Regions from separate parts of the Homo sapiens genome. Here region 2 is linked to region 1. A link is a contact called in ENCODE Hi-C or POLR2A ChIA-PET data. All regions are on one chromosome and are shown on one strand. The core of a region is the stretch at or near the end of the contact, and the rest is flanking DNA. Distances in the headings are between cores, read along the strand shown.

Evidence for each region. A loop is a pair of places that touch in the nucleus more often than their neighbours do. ChIA-PET counts read pairs that join two places held with the same protein, here RNA polymerase II (POLR2A). Pooled maps may share reads with other maps.
Region 2: a pooled map shows a loop between it and region 1 (2.2-fold over the local background). The contact joins two enhancer-like sites. A Hi-C loop is called at or near these places in 4 of 50 pooled maps. POLR2A ChIA-PET finds 5 or more read pairs at or near these places in 2 of 52 experiments (activated naive CD8-positive, alpha-beta T cell and naive thymus-derived CD4-positive, alpha-beta T cell).

The regions. Positions count from the first base shown.
Region 1 is chr14:97,075,820-97,079,027 of GRCh38, forward strand. No RefSeq gene overlaps it. Among named protein-coding and RNA genes, the nearest start is that of LINC02304, 77 kb to the right of the region's middle. Within about 2 kb of position 1,677, at least 4 of the 41 ENCODE cell types and tissues checked have a DNase peak (open chromatin) inside an H3K27ac peak, as active enhancers do.
Region 2 is chr14:97,119,203-97,122,410 of GRCh38, forward strand. No RefSeq gene overlaps it. Among named protein-coding and RNA genes, the nearest start is that of LINC02304, 34 kb to the right of the region's middle. Within about 2 kb of position 1,474, at least 2 of the 41 ENCODE cell types and tissues checked have a DNase peak (open chromatin) inside an H3K27ac peak, as active enhancers do.

The DNA.
Region 1 (3,208 bases), core at 427-2,926:
GCTGAATAATATTTCATTGTGTGTATACATCACATTTTTTTTTTTAATGAGGAAAGGTCTTGCTCTGTGGCCCAGGCTGGGGTGCAGTGGCACAACCATGCCTTACTGCAGCCTCGACCTCCTGGGCCCAAGCGATCCTCCCATCTCAGCCTCCCAAGTAGCTGAGACCACAGGCATGTGCCACCACACCTGGCTAATATTTTTATTTTTTGTAAAGACAGGGTCTCCCTACATTGCCCAGACTGGTCTCCAATTCCTGGGCTCAAGTGATCCTCCCAACTTGACCTCCCAAAGGGCTGGGATGATAGGCATGAACTGCTATACTGGCCCCACATTTTCTTTATCCAGTCATCCATCAATGGACATTTAGGTGGTTTCCATATTTTGGCTGCTGTAAATAGTGCCGCAGTGAACATGGGAGTGCAGAGATCCCTTTGAGATCCTAATTTCAAATCTTTTTGATACATACCCAGAAGTGGGATTGCTGGATCAGGTAGTAGTTCTATTTTTAATTTTTGAGGAACCTGTGTACTATTTTCCATAGTGGATAAGCCATTTTTTAGAGAAGAGAAAATGAACAGCACAGAGATTTGTCCCTGTGCAGGGCTAGCAGGAGGTTTTGGTCAGATGCTATCAGGGAGCACAGGTAGAATGTTGCTGTACATTAAAATTAGCCAGGCGTGGTGGTGGGTGCCTGTAGTCCCAGCTACTCGGGAGGCTGAGGCAGGAGAATGGCGTGAACCCAAGAGGCGGAGCTTGCAGTGAGCGGAGATAGAGCCACTGCACTCCAGCCTGGGCAACAGAGCGAGGCTCTGTTTCAAAAAAAAAAAAAAAAAAAAAAGAATGTTGCTGTACGTTGATCTGTGCCTGTAAGCCCCTGGCCATCTGAAGTCTGGGGTCAGATTTCAAGTAGCCCGCTCATTGGTCCCTCACTGAAAATAATGGCAAGGGCACATGCTCTTTAAGGAAATCAGTGACCTTATGCCAATGGACTCATCTGTAGGAATAACCAGTTCACTAGCGTGAAAAGAGCTGGTTGGTGCTGGTCCGGGTTGGGTTTCAGGAAGAGAACAGAGGAGAGTTATTTATGGGTTTGTTATATCAGCCCCACTAACTATTGGCCCCAGTAAGCATTGATTATTGATCTTGTCCACATGATCCACTCTCCAGAGAAACCCAGAGCCCTGTGCATGTTGCTCTGTATCAGGCTGTTTGAGGTTCTGTAGCGGTTGGCCCTGTGTGTTGCGGTTTCTGGGCAGAGAGCTGCCCCTTTGCAGGTCACTGGACAGCAGGGCTCAGCGGAGCTCAGGCCTGGTTCATTCCTCATTTCTTCTCCTCGAGGAGGTTTTTGGAGGAGGGATTGATCCTTCTCCACAGGTGCCTAACCCAAATGACAGGTCCTGCGACATCGCCGGTGCCGGGCCCTCTGATAGAGCAGCTGGACTCTGCAGGGGAGGCTCCAAACCTTTGTTTCCCATGACCCCTCCTAAGTCTAAGATGGCTGTGTGAGCAGGGGATGGCCTGCCTGTGTCCCCCACCCAGGTGCAGGAGAGCAGAGTTGGAACAGGTTAAAAAAAACCAGCAGGTCCAGCTTTGGTCTGCTTAGTGCCTGACAAGTGGAAGCGCCGGAGGGAAGCGTGTGCTTGCACACTGGCCATGACGACAGAGAAACTCTACCGGCTGATGAAGCTCAGACCAGGGGCGTCCTGAGGTCTGACTCAGCACATTAGCCACTTCCCTTCCTTTGAGGCCTGGCAGTGGTCTGGAAAGGGGCCAAGAGAAAAAAGGAGCTTTAGCCGAGAAAGTAGAAGTTTTCTCTCTAACGTAGTTGATACGATTGCCAGATTGAGCAAATAAAAATACAGGGTGCTTGGTTAAATGTGAATTCCCATCATACTTCTTGGGGACATGGTTATGCTAAAAACATGCTTGTTTATCTGAAATTCAAATCTAACTGGGCATCTTGTACATTATCTGGCAACCCTCATCATTGGTGTATGTTTTGTTTCCTGCTGTCACCTAGCATTGTCAATAATATTTGTGCTGCCTGGAGGTGGGTTTGGCCGGAGAGGTTGGCGGTGGGCAGGGCTGAGGTGTGGGGAGAGGTGAAGTGGAGTGATACCAAGAAATTGTCTGTTCAAATGTTACTAATTCTTGGGAACTTGCAGAGCAACATGGCGCACGCTGCCTTTATTGCTGCCTGGAAGGGAGAAAGACACTTTTTTAGTAACCTGTGCTGGTGTCATCAAATGTGGCCTGAGATCACTGAGGGGGATGTTCTCCAAAATGTGCAGAGCATAGGTGAGTTTGCCGCACTGCCTTTGTGATCCAGATGCCTGCGTTAGTTCGCATGAAACTGAAATGGATACGATGGCAATTTCTGGGTGAAGAATACATGAGGAAAGAGACGCAATTAGAGTGAGCGATATGTTTGTGTGTTGTTTTGGTTTCAATCTTGAATGCTTGGCTTTGGCCTTTCCCCCCATAGATCCTAGAAGGCACTTGGGCAATTGTGTGAAAACAGGGAGTCCTTGGATCAAAGACTCAGTTCCTTACTGACTATTTGTGGGATGTTTGGGAAGTTACATCACCTTCTTGAGCCTCAGTGTGTCCTTCTGTAAAATGAAGTTGAGAAAGATATAATTATTGATAAGGTTAAAGAGATAATGAATGTAAGGCATAGCCTGGTGCTTAGTAGGACTTCAATAACTGGCGATCATTATTGTTATTCAAAAAATATGTGTTCCAGTCATCATCAATCCGCCAGCCAGCGTGTGCAGAGCTTGATATGATTAGGAGCACTTACAAGTACACATATTTCCCTCCCAAGTGGAAGGCTATTTCATGGTGAATAAATATTGTATTGATAGCATTAATAATAAAAAATACAAATGCGACTATAAAGCAGTGTAATGGATGTGACTTAACAATGTGGAGATCCAAGTGGATTTGGGGAATCAGTTTGATTTGTGTGGTTTTTATGCCTAGGCAGTCACAATAAATAATAGTTATATTAATTGGCTCCCTGATCAGAGTTATAAAAATCATGTTTTGTAGGAATTACGTCAAATACACTGGAGTAATGGTTTCAGTGAGAAAAGAGCCCGCCCTGGGGATCAACATGCACAGATGTAACTGTCCCAAGGTTGCTGGGTGGCCTGGAGCTTCTTGGTGCAGATTCTCCAGAGTGGGTGCCCTGGCCTTAGTT
Region 2 (3,208 bases), core at 224-2,723, 43 kb after region 1:
GAGGCATGCAGTCCCTGGCTCATGGCCCTTTCTTCCATCTTCAAAGCTCACATCTCTCTCTCTTCTGATCCTTTTTCTGTCATGACATGCCTTTCTGACTGACTATAGCCAGGAAACCTTCTCCGTGTTTAAGGATTCACACAAACACATTGAGCCCTCCTGGGTAATCTAAGATCATCCCCTTATCTCAAGGTTCTTAACCTTAAACATCTTTGCAAAGTCTCTTATGCCAAGTAAGGCAACATATTCAAGGTTTTGAAGATTAAGTCAAGGACGTCTTTGGGAGCCACTATTCTACCCATTGTCTCAAGGAAAATGGGATATGAAAACAGTGGTGTGTGCAACTCTCGTTTCTTGTACTTAACAATGAAGCTTCTTCTCCCACCCTGTATGTGTCTCTCACCCTCCAAAGTCTGCAATTTCAAACCTACGGCAGAAGAATTGCACTTGACCATGTGATGACAACAATTGAGCCACCCAGCTTAGAGCCAGAGATGGGGAGCCTCACATCGAGGATGGCAGAGACATCTCACCAGCTTGGGCACTCCAGGGAGAGATGCAGAGCTCCCTCCTGCTCTGGACTGCGATGTGTGAGAGAAATAAACCTCCCTCTTATTTAAGGAAATATTGTGGGAACTCAATGTCGTAAGAGCCTATACCTCTATAGCCTCTACTGAAGCTGTGCTTTTACTAATATAGACCCCAAATAGAGATTCAGTTGAGTTACAAAAATATAAATAAATTGATAATTTCTTGCTCCCTTGAATACATGCTGGCTTTGGGAAATGCTGACTGCTGTATAGACAGACGGCGACACTAAGTAGATGACAGGCCAGGGAGGGGTGGAAGAACAGGGAGACCTCGCCTGACTCGGCAGCAATAGGAAGAATAAAAGACTTCCCAGGTGAATAAGTCTCATGAGATCCGACGGCTTTGAGAATGGGAGTCTCCCTGCACAAACTCTCTTCTCTTGTCTGCTACCACATGAGACGTACCTTTCACCTTCTGCCATGATTGTGAGGCCTCCCCAGCCACGCAGCACTGTAAGTTCATTAAAACTCTTTCTTTTGTACATTGCCCAGTCTTGGATATGTCTTTATCAGCAGTGTGAAAACAGACTAATACACCAGGGGAGGGTATTTTCTGGAAGGACAGTGACTGCTCTAGTTCCCTCCTCTAAAAAGTGAACCCTGCCCCAAGCCAATGCTGTCTGCGAAGGACTGTGGCTCTCACTTTCTCTAAGTTCATTTTTGCTCTGCCTTCAGGCCTAGCCTCCTTACATCCATGGTGGCGTTGCTTTGGCACTAAAATTGCACTCACCTTGGGCTTGCAGACACAGGTCAATTTTGAGGGGCCAGGTAAAATATATATCCAGGGGAGGAGGTTAGAAGAGGTTACCCAAGGCGCTGAGCCTCTTCAAGAGCTCAGGTTTCTGGCTTCAGAGTCTCAATGTGGGGCCTGACTCATAGACCCACAGGGCCCCCTTCCTGGAGATTCCCCACATCACGTATGTGGTTAGTGAACTTGAGGTATTCGTTGGCACACCAGCAATGATGGGGAACTCTGTGTTTTGTTCACTGATCCATTTCATGCCACTCTAACATTTTTAAAAAGGGGAGCAGGTGGTGCTGAGGAGTCTCAGAGGCCAAGAACCAAGGCCAGGGGCAGCTGAAGCCTGAATCAGAGAGATCTGCTGACAATCTGTATCAGTGACACTTCCATCAGGCAAACTAAAGTAACTCTGAGTATCTCAAGGAGGAAGAGACAACACAGGAAGTAGAGGCTTTGAAATGATTTGAAGACCTGGGGTTGCAAGGTCAGGGAAGCCACGGCTACAAACAGCTTAGGAACTCAGGAGCTACAGAAATTGCAGGGACAGTTTCCAGCAATCTCAGATCCTGCAGCACTGAAATCAGCAGTTCATGGGGGGCTGCCCAGAGACCCATCAGTGCTAAAGCCTTATGCCAGCTGCCTGCAAAAGTACTGGCTCCTCATGGCCCTTCAGGGGTAATAATGACTCTTCCTTCTTTCCCGTCTTCCAGATCTTGCATGAGCACCTCTCATTGAAGAACCTACTGTGTAACCCCGCTGGTCACAGAGGCTGAGAAATGCAGCATCCACATTTCCAGTCTCTGCAGTAGAGGAGATGGTACAGAAAAGAGCAAGAGATTGTCTAGCACACATTGTCTACTCTGGATGCCACATTGACATTTCTCCCAGCGTTTTCATATAAAATTAGTTGAGCTGACTTAGAAATGACCACACTGGTGAGTTTCAATGTAAGTTGCACATACATAAATATGAGATTAACCCAAGTGTCATGTCATCCCTTATCTTCTCAATGAAAAGATCTCCCACAAAGTGTTGCTGACTACTTAAAAAATCAACTTGGAATAATCAATTTATTAATTTACTAACATATAATTAAGATTTCATACAACATAAAATAGTAATTTTAAAAAGATTATTTTTCCTCTCTTAACATTTCATGGGGGTTTGCATATTAGTTACACATAATATATATGTGCATATTTACATGTTACTTGAAGCTTACATAATCTACCTTGACACCAGTAAGCATGATTGTCTGAGTTGTTTGAGCAACAGCACCCTTCAAATCTATGTTCCTCTGGAGGCTATGTCCCAAGCCACAGGTGCTCACTCACATAACAGTGCGACCATTTGCAAATTTTCTCCTGTAAGTGCGTATTTCTGATCTGTGCTGTTCTTTTGGCATAGTTGTTAAAATGATGCTCAGCACTTACAGTTGTACACTCATGCCCATAGAAGGGATGACTATACCCCTGTGACCTCTGTAAGCATCCCAAATTAGCCTTAGATGAGGTCACTTCAGGTTATTGCATCTGTCCCAGACCTAACTTTCTCTTGTATTTGGGCTTGCACAGAATACAAAGGCAATAAACACATAGCTCCTTTGTGTTTGTATATGTGTGTGTGTGTGTGTGTGTGTTTGTGTAATGTTTTAAAAAGTTCTTTTATGGGCCTCATTCATTCATTCATTCATTCACTCTTATTTATTCATTTACTCACTTATGGCATTTCCACTCTTAAACCCTTGAGTGGCTTTCTACTGCCCTTAGAATAAAGCCAAGCTCTGTTCCAAGACCTGCAGAGCTCAGCCTCACCTGAACCCATCTCCAGTCTTGCTTTCCCTTCCCTCTCCGTTCCCAGTGTGCCACCTGCACAG